2 separate regions of the Homo sapiens genome follow, and region 1 is linked to region 2. A link is an interaction called in ENCODE POLR2A ChIA-PET data of the cell type or tissue named here. Cell type or tissue: PC-9. All regions are shown on one strand. Each heading gives the region's core, and the rest is flanking DNA. Links, peaks and the distances in the headings are about the cores only. Region 1 has its middle 11 kb from the start of LINC01714. Region 2 overlaps PER3 (period circadian regulator 3).

Evidence for each region. ChIA-PET counts read pairs that join two places held together with the same protein. Peaks named below come from ENCODE experiments on the same cell type or tissue, not always from the same donor. Only the 100,000 strongest peaks of a DNase experiment are listed, where the experiment ranks them.
Region 1: POLR2A ChIA-PET joins it to region 2 with 17 read pairs; 2 of 35 experiments call an interaction of 5 or more read pairs at or near these places.

Annotation. Positions count from the first base shown.
Region 1 is chr1:8,193,430-8,201,767 of GRCh38, reverse strand. No RefSeq gene overlaps it. Among named protein-coding and RNA genes, the nearest start is that of LINC01714, 11 kb to the left of the region's middle. In PC-9, for the core only: no CTCF peak of the experiment used is centred there; DNase peaks (open chromatin) are centred at 257, 3,867 and 7,087; H3K4me3 peaks cover 1,046 bases; H3K27ac peaks cover 7,803 bases.
Region 2 is chr1:7,811,885-7,820,222 of GRCh38, reverse strand. PER3 (period circadian regulator 3) reads right to left here. Exons shown (of 22, transcript NM_001377275.1): 14 at 803-938; 15 at 1-108. All of the region lies in intron 1 of LOC124903833 (a long non-coding RNA gene), which reads left to right. Among named protein-coding and RNA genes, the nearest start is that of PER3, 32 kb to the right of the region's middle. In PC-9, for the core only: no CTCF peak of the experiment used is centred there; no DNase peak of the experiment used is centred there.

The sequences.
Region 1 (8,338 bases), core at 110-8,109, 380 kb before region 2:
TCAAGCAGGCTTACAAGTGTCTGCAGCCCTCACCCTTCCCAGCAAGGGTGCTATGTGCAGTGGGGCCCTCGTTCCTTTCCCGGTGTCCCCTCCCCAAACCCCTGAACACAAGCTCTCAGCCAGACCTGCCCTCTGCCACCTCGCCAGGGGCAGTCCCATTAATCTTCCGCCAGAGGCCTAAAATAAAAAAGCTTCTTACCTCCTGACCCCAAGGGGTATGCATAAGAAGCTGAGACCTTTCAAAATCACCTCTGAGGGAGAGGGAGGGATGGGGAGAGGAAAGGCTCTGCATTTCTCAGAGGCCTGGGCAGGGCAGGACCACAGGAAAGAAACAAACACCCAGGATTCTGCTCAGGGATTCTCTGTACCCTCATCCAGTGACTGCATTCCATTCAAATTAGCGAAGCCTGTCAAGACTCTCGGAAGTCCATGTTATTATTCCACCTTTGGGTCCCGGTGACAATCAAGATTACCCTGGGCCGGGCACAGTGGCTCATACCTGTAGTCTCAACACTTTAGGAGACTGAGGTAGGAGGATTGCTTGAGCTCAGGAGTTCAAGACCAGCCTGGGTAACATGGCAAAACTCCTATCTCTACTAAAGATGCAAAAAATGAGCCGGGTCAGGTGGTGCGCACCTGTGGTCCAAGCTACTCGGGAGGCTGAGATGGGAGGATCGCTTGAGCCTGGGAGGTGGAGGTTGCAGTGAGCAGAGATGGTGCCACTGCACTCCATTTGGGGCAACATACTGAGACCCCAACTCAGGAAAAAAAAAAAAAGTTTACCCTGAGCATAACTTCCAGGCAGGCTGGTTCCAGGGGATCGAGCGACATCCCATGAAGTCAGCACTCCTGACCCCGGGGGACAGCCAGGCCCATCACCCCCGACACTCCGTCCTCTGTAATATTGGGCCGAGGCAGGTCAGCCTCGGTTCCTCACAGCTCAGAAAGAAAAAACCAGTTTGGTTGACACATTTTGTGCTTCCTGCATTTTAAATGTTAGCTAGTGCCTATGTGACATCCTCCTCCCTGTCCTTCATTCCTTGACATCAGGCAACTGAAAGAACTGGAGTCCCCCACGGGCTCCCGATCACCAGGGTGGCCTGGCCTGTCCTCCAGGAACCCCTGTTGCCTGACTCTGCAAACCCCTACCTCCTGGGGCCTCTGGGCGCAGCAGGGTCATGCTCACCTTCCCGCTCCTCTGGCCCCTTTGCTCCAGGGCCCTTTCTCCTCCCCACTCCCCGCAGGCACACATCCAAAGGTTCTGACCTTGGCCCTCCTTCCCTGGGTCGTCACCGCTCTTAGTTTACTGAGGGCCTGAACTCCCTCCTAAATCAACAAGGGATGCTGACTTACCATGTGGAAGGCCATCCTGGGTACCCGACCCTCTCTCCACCACAGAGCCCTTTCCAACCTGTCCCAGCTGCATGTTCACCAAGCTCCTGCCGGGGACCCCTCCAGACACCCTCTCCATTCCCAAGTCACGGAAGGCTCCGGGGAGACGCAGGGCCCGGCCCTCCCACCATCATAGACTCAAGCTGCTGGTGTTGGCCAATCTTTTTATTCACCTTCCATTTTCCGCCTAGCAAAATCCCCCAGCTCCTATTATGGGTGGTCTTCTGCTTGGCTTCCGAGGCTGCTGCCCACTGTCTTCCCCAGAAAACTATGCACAGGACCCAGCAATGGAGCCCTCGTTCAGCATGGGCCCTGAGCCTGCTCCATTCAGCTCAACATATTGCTGCTTCTCCATTGTCTCTTCTAACTTCCAGTCTGGGGAAGGCCAAGATCACTTCCTCTCCCACAGGCTCTGCCCTCCACTTTCTCAGACCCTTTGCTTTTTTTTGTTGTTGTTTTTTTGAGACCAAGTTTCACTCTTGTTGCCCAGGCTGGAGTGCAATGGCACGATCTTGGCTCACTGCAACCTCCGCCTCCTGGGTTCAATCGATTCTCCTGCCTCAACCTCCCAAGTAGCTGGGATTTCAGGCATGTGCCACCCACACCCAGCTAATTTTGTATTTTTAGTAGAGGGGGAGTTTCACCATGTTGGTCAGGCTGGTCTCGAACTCCTGACCTCAGGTGATCCACCCGCCTCAGCCTCCCAAAGTACTGAGATTACAGGCGTGAGCCACCGTGCCCAGCCAGACCCTTTGCTTAATCTCAGCTCGGCCACTGATGACCTGTGTGGCCTCAGTCTCTTTGAGCCTGAGATTCCGCACCTGCAAAGGGGGAACATCCCACAATAAGGACAGAAATCATCACGCAAAGTGTGCAGCACTGAGCCTTGTGCAGAGAAGTGTTTAATCCATGGGAGCTGTCATGATGATTGTGATGGTGACGAACTTGCCCTGATAACCTGTGGATCAATCCAGAAGGTCTCTCCTTTCCCTCCGTGACATGGACACATGCAGGCAGGCAGAGTGTGGCTATGCCAGTCGTGGCACGGCCCGCACTCCAACACCTTTATATGCATGAGATCAAGTTGAGGTGCTTCCATCTCCTGCGGTTGAAAACGCGTTCTTCCTGTAATCCCAGCACTTTGGGAGGCCGAGGCGGGCGAATCATGAGGTCAGAAGATTGAGACCATCCTGGCTAACATGGTGAAATCCCGTCTCTACTAAAAATACAAAAAATTAGCTGGGCGTGGTGGCAGGCGCCTGTAGTCCCAGCTACTCGGGAGGCTGAGGCAGGAGAATGGCATGAAGCCAGGAGGTGGAGCTTGCAGTGAGCCGAGATCGTGCCACTACACTACACTACAGTCTGGGCGACAGTGTGAGACTCCGTCTCAAAAAAAAAAAAAAAAAGGAAACGCATTCTTTCCTCTTTTGTGTCCACAAACTCCCTATTACTTGACTCTTCCAATTGTTCATGGTGTGCAGAATGGCGGGGCTTGGTAAGATGATGGCCCCAGCTCTAAATGCTCTGCCCGTCTTCCCCACGCTTGTTTCTGTGCCCTCCCACTGCTGAAGAGATTGCTGGGGTTTCCTTGAGTATCTACTGTGTGCCAGGCACTATGCTAGATGGTGAGGATGAATATGAAGGAGGAGGAAGAGGAAGAAGGAGGAGAAGGGGAGGAGGAAAGTGGGGGAGAGGGCTCTTGGTTACTAAGCACTTTCGTTTTTTTTAAAGATGGAGTCTCACTCTTGTCACCCAGGCTGGAGCGCAGTGGTGTGATCTAGGCTCACTGCAACCTCGCCCCCTGAGTTCAAGCAATTCTCCTGCCTCACCTTCCCAAGTAGCTGGGACTACAGGTGCATGCCACCACGCCTGGCTAATTTTTATATTTTTAGAAGAGACAGGGTTTTGACATGTTGGCCAGGCTATTCTCGAACTCCTGATCTCAAGTTATCCACCCACCTCAGCCTCCCAAAGTGCTGGGATTACAGGTGTGAGCCACCGTGCCGGGCCTACTGAGCACTTTCTATGTGCCCGGCACTGTCCTGAGTGCTTTACACATAAGGACTCATTGGATTCTCATAACAGACCCGTTTGCCTCTCAGAAAACTCCAGATGGGGTGCAGCCACCATCCTCATTTTACAGCTGCACAAAAGGGCTAAGTTGCCCAAGGTCACGCAGCTCATGAGCAGAGAGGCCGATGGTGATCCCAGTGTCCCCCCTGCAGGGTCTGGATGCCCAGTCCCTGCAGTGGCAACGAGGCACACCCTGACCCTGGGGATCACTTTTCGTGGAGAGGACAGGACAGACCAGGATGTGGACACGTGCTTTGAAGTTACAGAGCCAGGCACTGTGAGACCGCATCTCCGCCCCCGTAAGGATGAGCAGGTGGGGAGCTGCGGTTAGACTCGGACCTGGGAGATAAGAAGGCGCCTGTACAAGGTGTGGGCGGAGGAGCTTCGGGTGAAGAGGGGTGCATGACTCAGCACTCGGCCATCCTGGATCAGGGCCCAGGCCCGCCAGGAAAGCTGCAGGGACGGGTGATGAAATTCAAGTGTGGATTGTGGGCTGGATAAGGGCATTCTGTTTATGTTGGATTTCCTGATTTTGATCATTATACTGCATGTATAAGAGAGTATCTTTTTTTTCTTTTTTCTTTTTTTGACAGCGTTTCACTCTGTAGCCCAGGCTGGAGTGCTCAACTCACTGCAACCTCCACCTCCCCAGCTAAAGTGATCCTCCCACTTCAGCCTCCCGAGTCATGGGACCACAGGCACGTGCCACCACACCCAGCTCATTTTTCTGTATTTTTGTAGAGATGGGGTCTCGCCATGTTGCCCAGCCTGGTCTTGAACTCCTGGCCTCAAGCAATTCTCCTGCCTCAGTATTGGGAATTACAAGCATGAGCCACAACACCCAGCTGAGAAAATATATATAAATATATATATATTTTAATAAAAAATATTTTCTTTCTTTAGAGAGCAAAAAATCATCAGCTGAGAATATCTTAATTCTTAGGAAATATACACTGAAGTCTCGAGGGCCACAGAGCCTTCAAATCCCTCTCAAATGATGCAGAAAAGATACGAAAAGAGAAAGAAAAAGAGAGTGGCCAGACGCAGTGGCTCATGCCTATAATCCCAGTCAGGTGTGGTGGTGTGCACCTGTAGTCTCATCTACTTGGGTGGCTGAGGTGGGAGGATTGCTTTAGCCCAGGAGGCAGAGGTTGCAGTGAGCCATGATCTGCCACGGCACTCCAGCCTGGGGGATAGAGCCAGACCTTGTCTCAAAAACAAAAAAAAAAAAAGGAAAGAAAGAAAGAGCTCCCTCCTCCCCCTCCTGCTCTCCTTCTTCCTTTCTTCTTCCTCTCTCTCATCTTCATGTTACTCCTCCTCCTCTTTCTTCATCTTTTTTTTTTTTTGGAGACAGGGTCTTGCTCTATCGCCCTGGTTGAAGTGCTGTGGCGGGTCATGGCTCACTGCAGCCTTGACCTCCCAGACCCAAGCAATCCTCCCAACTCAGCCTCCAGAGTAGTTGGGACCCCAGGTGTGCACCTATGCTCGGCTAATTTATTTATTATTTGTAGAGACCGAGTCTTCCTATGTTGCCCAGGCTGGTCTCGAACTCTTTTGCTCAAGTGATCCTCTGGTCCTGGCCTCCCCAAAAGTGCTGGGATTACAAGCGTGAGCCACCGCACCCCGTCTCCTTCTTCAATTTTGTCTAACACCTTGCCTGGCATATAGTAGATACTCAATAAAATCTCTGTTGGATGACTGAGTTTAGGCTGAGGGAGAGGGAGAAGAGGGAGGCAGGGAAGCAGGAATGTCTGGGTCCTTCTTAGGCTCTCATTTGAGTGTCCTCATCCATTCTCCTGATGTTAACTTTTCACTGCCAGAATGGTGACTCCTAAATCCACACCTCCAGCTTGGCCATGCCAAACCTATATTTAGGATTACTTGGCAGAGGGCACGTCCTTCATACCCCACCATTATCAGTGGGTTCAGTGTCCCAAACTTACCCTTCCTCTTTCTTCCTAGCCAACCCTATTTTGCCCAGGTCCCTCACCATTCCTGCAGGCTCCCAGAAACCTCTAGAAACTGGAATTCCTGCAGTGGCCTCCTGCGCGGGCAATGTGACCCCCCCATCCACGGTCCTTAGATTCGTGGACATTTACAGCCAGTCTGATTTTCCTGTGACACGCTGCTCTCCTGCTACTTAAGAATATATTCCCATTCATCGTTCTCTCCTTTCTGATTCTTTCTCACAAGTCTTTTTCTTTATTTTATTTATTTGCTTATTTTTTATTTTTTATTTTATTTTATTTTTTTTGAGACAGAGTCTCTCTCTGTCACTCAGGCTGGAGTGCAGTGGCGTTATCTCTGCTCACTGCAACTTCCGCCTCCTGGATTCAAGCAATTCTCCTGCCTCAGCCTCAAGAATAGCTGGGACTATAGGAGCACGCCACCACGCCCGGCTAATTTTTGTATTTTTAGTAGAGACCAACATTTCACCATGTTGGTCAGGCTGGCCTCAAACTCCTGATCTCGTGATCCACCCATCTCGGCCTCCCAAAGTGCTAGGATTACACGCGTGAGCCACCGCGCCCGGCCTATTTATTTGTTTATTTATTTATTTATTGAAATGGAGTCTCGCTCTGGAGTGCAGTGGTGAGATCTTGACTCACTGCAACCTCCATCTCTCAGGTTCAAGTGATTCTCCTGCCTTAGCCTCCCAAGTAGCTGGGATTATAGGTGTGTGCCACCATGCCCAGCTAATTTTTGTATTTTTAGTAGAGATGGGGTTTCACCATGTTGGCCAGCCTGGTCTTGAACTTTTGACCTCGGTGATCCACCCGCCTTGGCCTCCCAATGTGCTGGGATTACAGGCGTGAGCCACCGCACCCAGCTTTGATTTTTGTATTTTTAGTAGAGACGGGGTTTCACCATATTGGCCAGGCTGGTCTCGAACTCCTGACCTCTAGTGATCTGCCCGCCTCACCCTATCAAAGTGCTGGGATTACAAGCAGAGCCACTGAGCTCAAGTCCCTTTCTTCTCTTCTAGCTGTATCAAAGTCCTTGGAGGCAGGCACGAATCCTGTCCTGGGTCCCTCTGGATCCCCCATGGTGCCTTACACATGGTTGGATACAGATATGTAGCAGCAGGAGTTCAATTGATACCTAATCGATTCACTGGTTTTTCCTGATTTCTGAGTAATTCAGTTATACCAAAAGAAATCCTCATGCTTACCTTATGTTGACATTAGATGGGAATAAAAGGACAGGATTGGGACCCTAAGCTATTTAGGGTTCCTCCTCGGACGTGCCCTGAGGGCAGAGGCAACAGCCTTTATGTTCACCCAGGAAGCTCTCTGAACCCGAGGTACTCAAGGCTCATTCTGGGTGGTCCTGTATTTTAATGTTTCCCAAAGAAAGGGTTCTAAAAAGGATGACATTGCTTTTGGAATATACATTTATTTCTGCAAATGTTCCAAAACTCCAGCCTGGTTTAAAGCATACTCCCTTGTTGTATTCCTACTTCCCAGCCCAAGACACGCATTTTTGATATCATAGCAAACAGTGATAGATTCTATTTCTAGTTGCTTTAAAAACAAGTCTCATGGCCGAGTCACTGTTCAAACAAGGAAGGGCGGGGTGAATAAGCTTCCTTATGTCATCTTGAGTAAGGTCATCGTCGCTAAATGTCTCACAGCCCCCAATCCCATATATTTAATTCCCTCTCTTGATATTTCATCATTTAAGCCCCTGAAGGAGAGAATGATGTAACGCCCAACACACGCCAGAGTCGCCTTTTGGAGAAGCAGCACCAAGCATGGGCAGAATGCTGTAGCCAAGTTTGCTTAGGCAAATATTCAGGTATCTGTTGTCGTTCGAGTTTCCATCTGAGATGCAGGTTCCTAAACAGGTTTCATGGAGGTTTGGATCTCTCTCTTCCATCTATTTGAAGTTTTGAACTTAAAAGCACTCTTCGAGCCCACACAAGATGTACGTGCTAGAGCCTCTCTGTCATCAGGGGATAGGTACCAAAGCATTTATATCCTCCCAGAACCACAATAATATTATCCAGGACCACTCACTGTCAGCAGACTTTAAAAAACTATAATGTAAACTTCCTGTTGTGATTTTAACCAGTTTCCTCTTGTCTGATTCTCAGGGGAGATGGTAAACAGTTCATCTGAGCTTTCTGAACAATGGTTTAGCCTCTCTATAGGAACGTAACATGGCCGACCCTTCTATAGGCCATCTGCGTTGAGTTGTTTGTCCAGGTGCAATGCATTTTTCTTGTTAATTCACAAGTTCTTCTCTGGTCCCTTTCGAAATCAGGACATCTACTGGCAACTCACGGATCCAGGGGAGAGAAAAGTGTCTTGGTCCTAGAGGGGTGTTCAAACTATGATTTATGATCAGCTTTGCCTTTCCCATCAATCACTGTGCAAACTTGGGAATGTGAGCAAGGAGGGAAGTATATCACTACAGACAGCTTTCCAGTACGGTGAGATTTTTGAGTTATAAAATATAAACTAAGAACAGTGACATCATGTTACATACCATAAATAGTCAACATTAACTTTATTTTTCAGTTTATTTATTTATTTATTTATTTATTTTATTTATTTTTTCAAGACAGGTCTCACTCTGTCACCCAGGCTGGAGTGCAGTGGCACGATCTCAGCTCACTGCAACCTCCACCTCCCAGGTTCAAGTGATTCTCCTGCCTCAGCCTTCTGAGCAGCTGGGACCACAGGCACACACAACCACGCCTGGCTAATTTTTGTATTTTTAGTAGAGATGGAGTTTCACCATGTTGGCCAGGATGGTCTCAAACTCCTGACCTCAGGCGATCCGCCCACCTCAGCCTCCCAAAGTGTTGCGATTACAGGGGTGAGCCACCTTGCCCAGGCTCCAGATTTTTTTTTTTTTTTAATAAGAA
Region 2 (8,338 bases), core at 202-8,201:
TCATCTGCCTTGTGGTTCTGTTTGTCTTCTTCTGAGGAGGAAGAAGTTGTATTTGTACAGGAGATACACTTTCTTTTCAAAGCTGGAATGTTGTAGCTCTTCAGGTATCTGTAACAACATAATTAGGCCACACATTCTTACCTGTTCCCTAATTGTGCCATTTCCCACCTCTTTGCTTTTCTCATGCCACTTATGTTTGGCATACTTTGTACTTTCTTCTTTGATAAAGTCTTCCCTGACCATCCCAGCCTCAATCACTGGATTGTAACATTTCTTTTACTGTGGTCTTGAATTAACCTTCAAATCTTATACCATGGGTGTCCAATCTTTTGGCTTCCCTGGGCCACACTGGAAGAAGAATAATTGTCTTAGGCCACACATAAAATACACTAATACTAATCATAACTGACGAACTAAAAAAAAAAAAAAATCACACAAAAAAATCTCATAACGTTTTAAGAAAGTTTACATACTTGTGTTGGGCTGCACTCAAAGCTGTCCTGTGCCACATGCAGCCTGTGGGCCATGGGTTGGAGAAGCTTGCCTTACACCATTTAATTTTGACAAAATTAGGTCTTGTCTTCTGAACTATACCACAGTTCCTTCAAAGAAGGAATGCATCTTCTAGCTTTTTGTGCCTTCTGAAATGTTCAGCGTATGTGTTAGGCACGCCATAAACGTCTACTGATTTATAGTGAAAAACCAAGTCAGAGCAGCTATTAAAAATTCTATGAAGTCTCTACAGTGGCAGTGTATGCTTCCGGAACAGACTTACATGGTATCCAAACTTGCGGTCTCATACCTGATGACACTGTCGATACAGTTGATCTGTTGATAGGATGGGCTGTGCTCATCGTTCCTCAAATCCTCACAGGGCTCAGTGTACACACTATTGTTTTTCAGTGTTTGGTGGAAGGAAGTAAAGGTCTTACATTCACCTGAAACAGAATAAAGGGATGTGCAATTAAAAGTACCCAGCATGTAATTAAGAACATATACTTTCTTACCAAAATTAAATCATGGCACTTTATCATGTATATATCAACAGAATATCATGCGGCTATTAAAAATGAGTGCAGATCTAAAATGCACTAATAGAAAGATATCCACAACACGTAATGAATAAAATAAGGTGCAGAGCACATTACACATAGAATGGCTACGATTGTATTTAGAAAAATAAGGAATGAAACAAAAATTTCCAACAAAGATTATCAAGGAATGAAACCATAGGTTTAAGGTTGATGGGGAGCTTTCCAATGTTAAGCTGACGCTTCCTGTACAACTGATCAACCCTGGCAATCACTAAGGGTGGAATGTGGGAAGACCTGTGCATCTTACGTGATGCTGTGTGAAGTACACAGCATCTCCCAGGTGGAGCCTGTGTCCAACAGAACTTTCTGTGATGACTGATGGATTATTTGTGCTGACTAGTATTATATGTGCTAACGTAACTATTAAACACTTGGAATATGGCTAAAGCAACTGAGAAACTAAATGTTAATTGTATTACATTTAATTGTATTGAATTTGAATTTAAATTGCCACATGTGGCAAGTGGCCACCATTGTAGATGTAGTAGTTTAGAGAGAAGAAAAAACCTCCAGGCTTAAGCACTAAAAACTTCCTATAAAGGACAATGAGCCAATAAAGGAGACTGAAAAAGGGTAGCTGGAAAGATAACAGAAAATCCTGCAAGGTTTGGCCTCACAGCGACCAAGAATGAAAACTTTCTTAAGGAAGGAGTAACTAATTATGTCATGTACTACTGAGAAGTTTTGTAGAAGTGTTAGATGCTGGTCATTTTTAGCTGGCTTGGAAGAGGCTTCTCTATTTTCAGAGCATATTATGGAAAAATGACTGTATTACCTTTCACTCATTAATGATTTTTAACTTTTAATTTTGAAATAATTTTAGACTTGAAGAGTTGCAAAAATAGTACAATAGAGTTCCTATATGCCCATCACCCAGCTTCCACTAATGTTACCATGGTCTACAACCATAATAAAATGACCCCAACTAGGAAATGAACAGTGGTACCATTCTACTAACTGGAAAACAGACCTTCTTTGGATTTTATCAGTTTACCACTCAATGTTGTTTTCCGTTCAGGGTCAGAACTTTAGTGGGATGGCCTTCGATTTGAGTTTCTCTGATGTCTTCTCATGATTAGATTGAGGTTATGCATTTGGGGAGAGAATGCGGCGGAGGTGCAGTGTCCTTCCTTGTGCATCATCCCAGGGTACATGATGTCAGTATGTTTTGTTACCTTGTTCATTGGTTAACATGGTGTCTCTCAGGTTTGTTTGTCCTGTGTAAAGTTACTATTTTACAATGTAATAAATAATATGTTTTGGAGGAATACTTTGAGATCACGCAAGTATTCTGTTTCTTTTAAACTTCTCAAAGTTTAAGTTCTCCATTAACCTTTCACCTCTATTTCATTCCTTGATAATCTTTGCCTGAACCATCTGTTTTATTCTTTATTTGGTATAATATACTAACCCGTGTCTATCCATCCCTCTGTATATTAAACAAAAGGGGCATGAGTCCACACTGAAACTGTTCGCGCCAATCCAGCACCATGGAGTTCCTTCCCTTCTGCTTTGTGTGGCTTTCCTGATAGTGAGGAGTCTGGTCATCGTTATCTATAGCGGCTTCCACAATTTGTTCAACCCTAGTATAAAGTCGCTTTAGAATTGCTAACCCATACTCTGGTGGGAAACGAATACACCAACTTGCGTACAGTGTTTGTGCACATTCATAATTTTGTATTTAGCCCTAGGAGATACAGTTGAAGCACTGTTTTCCAAAGCTACTGAGCTCCGTTCTTCCCCACCCCTTCCGTGTGTTTAGGCCTGTCATCTGTAATGCAGTTGGACTCAGTTGTCAATGCCTGCATCTCATCTTGGGTTCTCTCTGCATTTTGGGGTGAGATGGAGTGCACAAATCTGTGGGTTTTGGCAAATGCACGGAAAGTTGTGTATCCATCACCACAGTAACCAAAAGAACATTTCCATGACTTAAAAATGTCCTTACAGCTGTCCCTCTGTAGTCACCTCCTTCTCTACCCAATCATAGTAAATACTGATCTGTTTTCCAGAGCTAGAGCATTCCAGAAAGAACGCTTTTCCAGAATGGAATTGTACAATATGTAACCTTTTGGTTCTGCCTTCTTTCACTTAATGAAATGTATTTAAGATTTATATATACAATGGTCTGTGAATCAAGTTCATTTCTCTTCACCGTTAAGTAGCATTTCACTGTGTGGATACACATAGCTTATCCATTCTCCTGCTGAATGACATTTGGGTTGTTTCTGTGTTTGGAGAGTAACAGTGTAATAAATATTCATGTACAGGTTTTTGCGTGAACTTAAGTTTCTATTTCAGTTGGGTAAATCACTAGGAATAGAATTGCTAAGTTACATGGTAAGAGTATGTCTAACTTTATGGGAAATGTCAAACTTTCCCAAAGTGGCTGTACAATTTGGCATTACCTCCAACAATAGGTGAGTGCTCTGGTCACTCTGTGTCCTTGTCAACACTTGTCAGTTTTTTAAAAAAACTTAGCCATTCTCACAGATGTGTGGTGTTATCTCATATGGTTTACATTTTTTTTGTCTAATGACTTAGGTTCAGCATCTTTTCATATGCTATTTACTGTTTATGTATCTTCTTTGGAAAAATGTTTCTAATTGGGTTGTCTTCTTGAGTTTTGAGCGTTCTTTATGTACACTGGATATAACTTCATTATTGTATATATCATTTGCAACTATTTTGTCTTTTCATTTGTCTTATCAGTGCCTTTCAGATAAGATTGGGTACGTTCAGGGTGGTATGGCCATAGTTATCAGTCTCTTTCAAAAAGGAGAAGTTTTAAATTTTGATAAAGTCCAACCTGTCCTTCCTTTCTTTTCTTTTGTTCAGTATGGCTAAAGACTTATTAATTTTATTACCCTTTGATTTAACTTAGTTTCTCTTCAATTCCATTGATATCTGGTCTTTATTATTTCCTTCTTATTGCTTACTTGTGAAACAATTTGTTCTTTTTTCTCTTATTTTTAAGGAGGAAGCTTAGATTACTGAGTCGAGACCATTCTTCTTTTTTCCATATAAACACTCAGTGCTGTAAATTTCCCTTTAAGCAGTGTTTTAGGTATATCCCACATATTTTATGTTCTCTTTTCATTTTGTTCAATTCAATTTTTTTTTTTTTTTTTTTTTTTTTTGAGACGGAGTCCGCTCTGTCGCCCAGGCTGGAGTGCAGTGGTGGGATCTTGGCTCACTGCAAGTTCCACCTCCTGGGTTCACGCAATTCTCCTGCCTCAGCCTCCTGAGTAGCTGGGACTGCAGGTGTGTGCCACTATGCCTGGCTAATTTTTTTTTTTTTTGTATTTTTAGTCGAGACAGAGTTTCACCGTGTTAGCCAGGATGGTCTCGATCTCCTTATCTTGTGATCTGCCCACCTCGGCCCCCTAAAGTGCTGGGATTACAGGCGTGAGCCACTGCGCCCGGCCCAAAATGTTTTTATTTCCCTTGAAACTTCCTCTCTGACCTGTGGATTATTTGTAAGTATGAAGTTATTTAATTTCTGAACATTTGAGGATTTTCTGGATACCTCTGTTACTGATTTCTAGTTTAATCCATTATGGCTAGAGAATAAACAGCTCTGATATTAGATACATAAACATGTAAGACTGTTCTATGTTCCTAAGGAATCAACTCCTTTATCTGTTACACAGTCTCTCTTTCTAACTCTACTAACATTCCTTGTTCTGAAGTTTACTTTGTGTAATAATACAGCTTCCCGCTTTCTTCTGTGTTAGCATGGTATATCTTTTCTACTCTTTTGCTTTTAACCTATGTTTATTTTCACAATGGGTTCTTGTAGATAGTATGTAGCTGGATCTTTTCATCCAATTTGACGATTTCAGTCTTGTAAATTAGTGTACGGAGATTATTAATATTGAATATGAATAACTGGATTGAATATGATTCATATATTCAGTACATTAGTGATTGCTGATGTTGCTGGATTAAAATATGCCAGCCACTAGCTGTTTTCTGTTTGTTCCATTTGCTATTTAAGTGTATTTTTAGAGATGAAGTATGGCTACGTTGCCCAGGCTGGACTCGAACTCCTGGGCTCAAGTGATCCTCTCACCTCAGTGTTCTTAGTAGCTGGCACATAACACCACTCCCGGCTTCAGTCCATTTGGTTTCTGACCACCATTTTGGGTTAAGTGTCTTAAATTCCATTTTACCTCCTCTATTAACTTATTATTTATACTTAAAAAATATTTTCGAATTGTTTTCCTAAAGTTTCCAATATATATTCTTGAGTACTCAGTGTCTACCTCCAAATAATAAAATACTGTTTCAAATACAGTATAAGGAACTAATAGTATATTCCCAATAACTTCCTCCCACCCTCTGTAGTATTGTTGTCACAAAGATTACTTTTATATATGCTATAAATCCAGTTTGCTGGTTTTGCTTTAGTCCATTATCTTTATGATTAATTTTAAAAATTAAAAAATAGAATTTATTTTATCTTCATTTATTCCCTTTCCAGTGCTTTTCACTTCTTTGTGTAGATCCAAGTTTTTGGTCTGGTATCATACTCTTTCTAAGAAATTCCTTTAGCATTTCTTGTGGAGTAAGTGTGCTGGAAATAAATTCCCATGATTTTTGAGAAAATCTTTATATCACCTTTATTTTCTTACATATCGTTTTCACTAGGTATAGAATTCTGTGCTGACAGTTTTTCTGGTTGAGGATGCTACTCTATTGTCTTTTTAGTGTGCATGGTTTCTGAAGAAATGTCTGTTACAATTCTTGTCTTTGTTTCTCTGTATGTAATCTGTCTTTTTTCTCTGCTTTCAAGATTTTCTTTTTTCCATCAGTTTGAATATGATATGCCCAAGTGTTTTGTTTTGTTTTTGTTCTGTATTTAACTTACTTGATGGTCTTTGGCTCAGTAGAAAATTCCTGACTGTTATTTCTTCAACTATTTCTTCTGAGATTCCAATTACACCTATGTTGGACAGTTTGAGGCTGTCTCCAAATTCTTAGAATGCTCTATTCTGTTTGCTTCATTCTTCTTTCTCTGTTTCAGCTTGAATAATGATTCTTTTCCAGGCTGTGTTGAGTGCTATCAAATGCGTTCCTCATCTCTGGCATTGATGTTACAGATGTTACATTTCCATTTGAGGGTTTCTTTCATGCCCATCTCTACGCTGTGATTACCCACCCGGTCCTGCATGGTGCCCACTTTGTCCACTAGCCTTTAATACATCATTCATAATTATTTTACTTTCCCTGTCAGATAGTTCCAACTTCTGTGTCCTCTCTGAGTCTTGTTCTGATGATGGTTTTGTCTCTTGGGAGGTTTCTTTTTTCCCTTCTTGCCCATCATATGCTACATAATTTCTTGTTGAGAACTGTGTAACTTGTGTAGGACACAGAGACTGGGCATGCCTTTCCTTCTTTTAGACCTCTGAATTAATCTATTTTTTAGGCCAGGTTTGAGTATTGTAATGGTTCTACAGCATGTACAACAGCTTTCAAATTCCTCTAGTTATACTTCTTGCCTCAGCTGGTGGCTGGTTTGGTGGGTAATTTTTTTGTTTTTTCTCAGTATCTGCTCCACTTTCAGCTTTTGGTCTTTCCTTGGCATTGTGCCTTCGAGAGGGTCTGTCTTTTGCAAGTTACTTGACTCAGGCTGTCGGTGCACTGGAATCCAGTGCTGCATCTTGCTCCTCCCTGCAAATATGTTTCTCTCCTTAGATTTTAGGCCTGCTGGCTGCTCTGTAACCTCAGCACTCTGAAGTCAAGAAAGGTCTTGAACTTGCCTTTCATCTAGATTTTTCTGTTGTTAAGTCTGGGGTGATGCTGTTTCTGGCTCTCTACATCCCTGAGCAGAAACTGGAAGCAATCTCACTCTGAACCTGTTCAACTTAAGGGTCCTCTTCTCTCACTCAGACATTCCATCACCCTAGACATGGACACTTACTTTTCCCAGATTTCCTCAATGATGTCTCTTGTAGTTGGCCTCTGTACATGTAGCTGAAGGGGCTTTACATATCCCTGTTATTCCTTGCCCTCCCATATTAACTCATACTAACTTTTAAAATCTCTCTTTAAAGCATTATTTGCTCTTAGGTTGTAAGAAAGATAAATATAAATTTTAAACTTAAGTTCCTATAACACATGTAAACAATGATCATGCTTAACTAAGCATTTTCCTTTTCATTGGTATACATCTCTAGTCAATTTCTAACATTTAAATTATAACATTTTTAAGTTGCATCCTCATGTCTCTCAAGCAAAGAGTATAAAGGTTTCTGTAGCTCTTTAAACTTGTAGGTCTCCAAATGTTAATAAAATCAAGATCTCCCAGAAACATTGGTTCTCCAAAGCTGTGCCAAATGGCAAGAGATCTTCCTTCTTCTCCAAAGTCACATCCTGTGTGTGCTATTAGAGCCAAATGTAAGAATCTATCTAAGGAGTGGGAACATTTCAGTTTCTAAAGTAGCTGCATAAGCACACGGAGTTACCTGCAGCTTCAATTTTTTTTTTTTTTTTTTTTTTTTTGAGACGGAGTCTTGCTCTGTTGCCCAGGCTGGAGTGCAGTGGCGCGATCTCGGCTCACTGCAAGCTCCACCTCCCGGATTCACGCCATTCTCCTGCCTCAGCCTCCCAGGTAGCTGGGACTAGAGGCGCCCACCACCACGCCCGGCTAATTTTTGTATTTTTAGTAGAGACGGGGTTTCACCATGTTAGCCAGGATGGTCTCGATCTCCTGACCTCGTGATCTGCCCACCTCGGGCTCCCAAAGTGCTGGGATTACAGGCATGAGCCACTGCACCCGGCCACCTGCAGCTTCAATTTTATAAAAAGTGAATGATGGAATATTGCCATCTACTTAAAGATATAGCCTTCAAAAAAAAATAGTACCGATGGCATTACAAGATCCATGGTCGATGATAAGAAACTGAATAATGCAGCAAGTGAGAAGGGAAGCTATACTGAGATGAGGACAGAGGTCAGTGTGTGAAACTGTGATACTACCATGAGATCCTAGGCCCAGGCAGCTGTGAGCAGGACTAGCAGGACCAGACAATGAGAAAAACATTTAGACACTTTAGCTTTAAAAACCTCCTAAAAGAATTCTCTCTGCTAGGACATGGAATAATAATCTATATAGTAAAAATTGTATTTAAGATAAATTCTTTTGCAGAGGAGAAATGTAGGGGTTTCAAGGGACAATAAAAAAAGCAGCTGTGATTCCTATCTTGTGCCCTTACATGTAACAGCAGAAGAAACCAATGGAA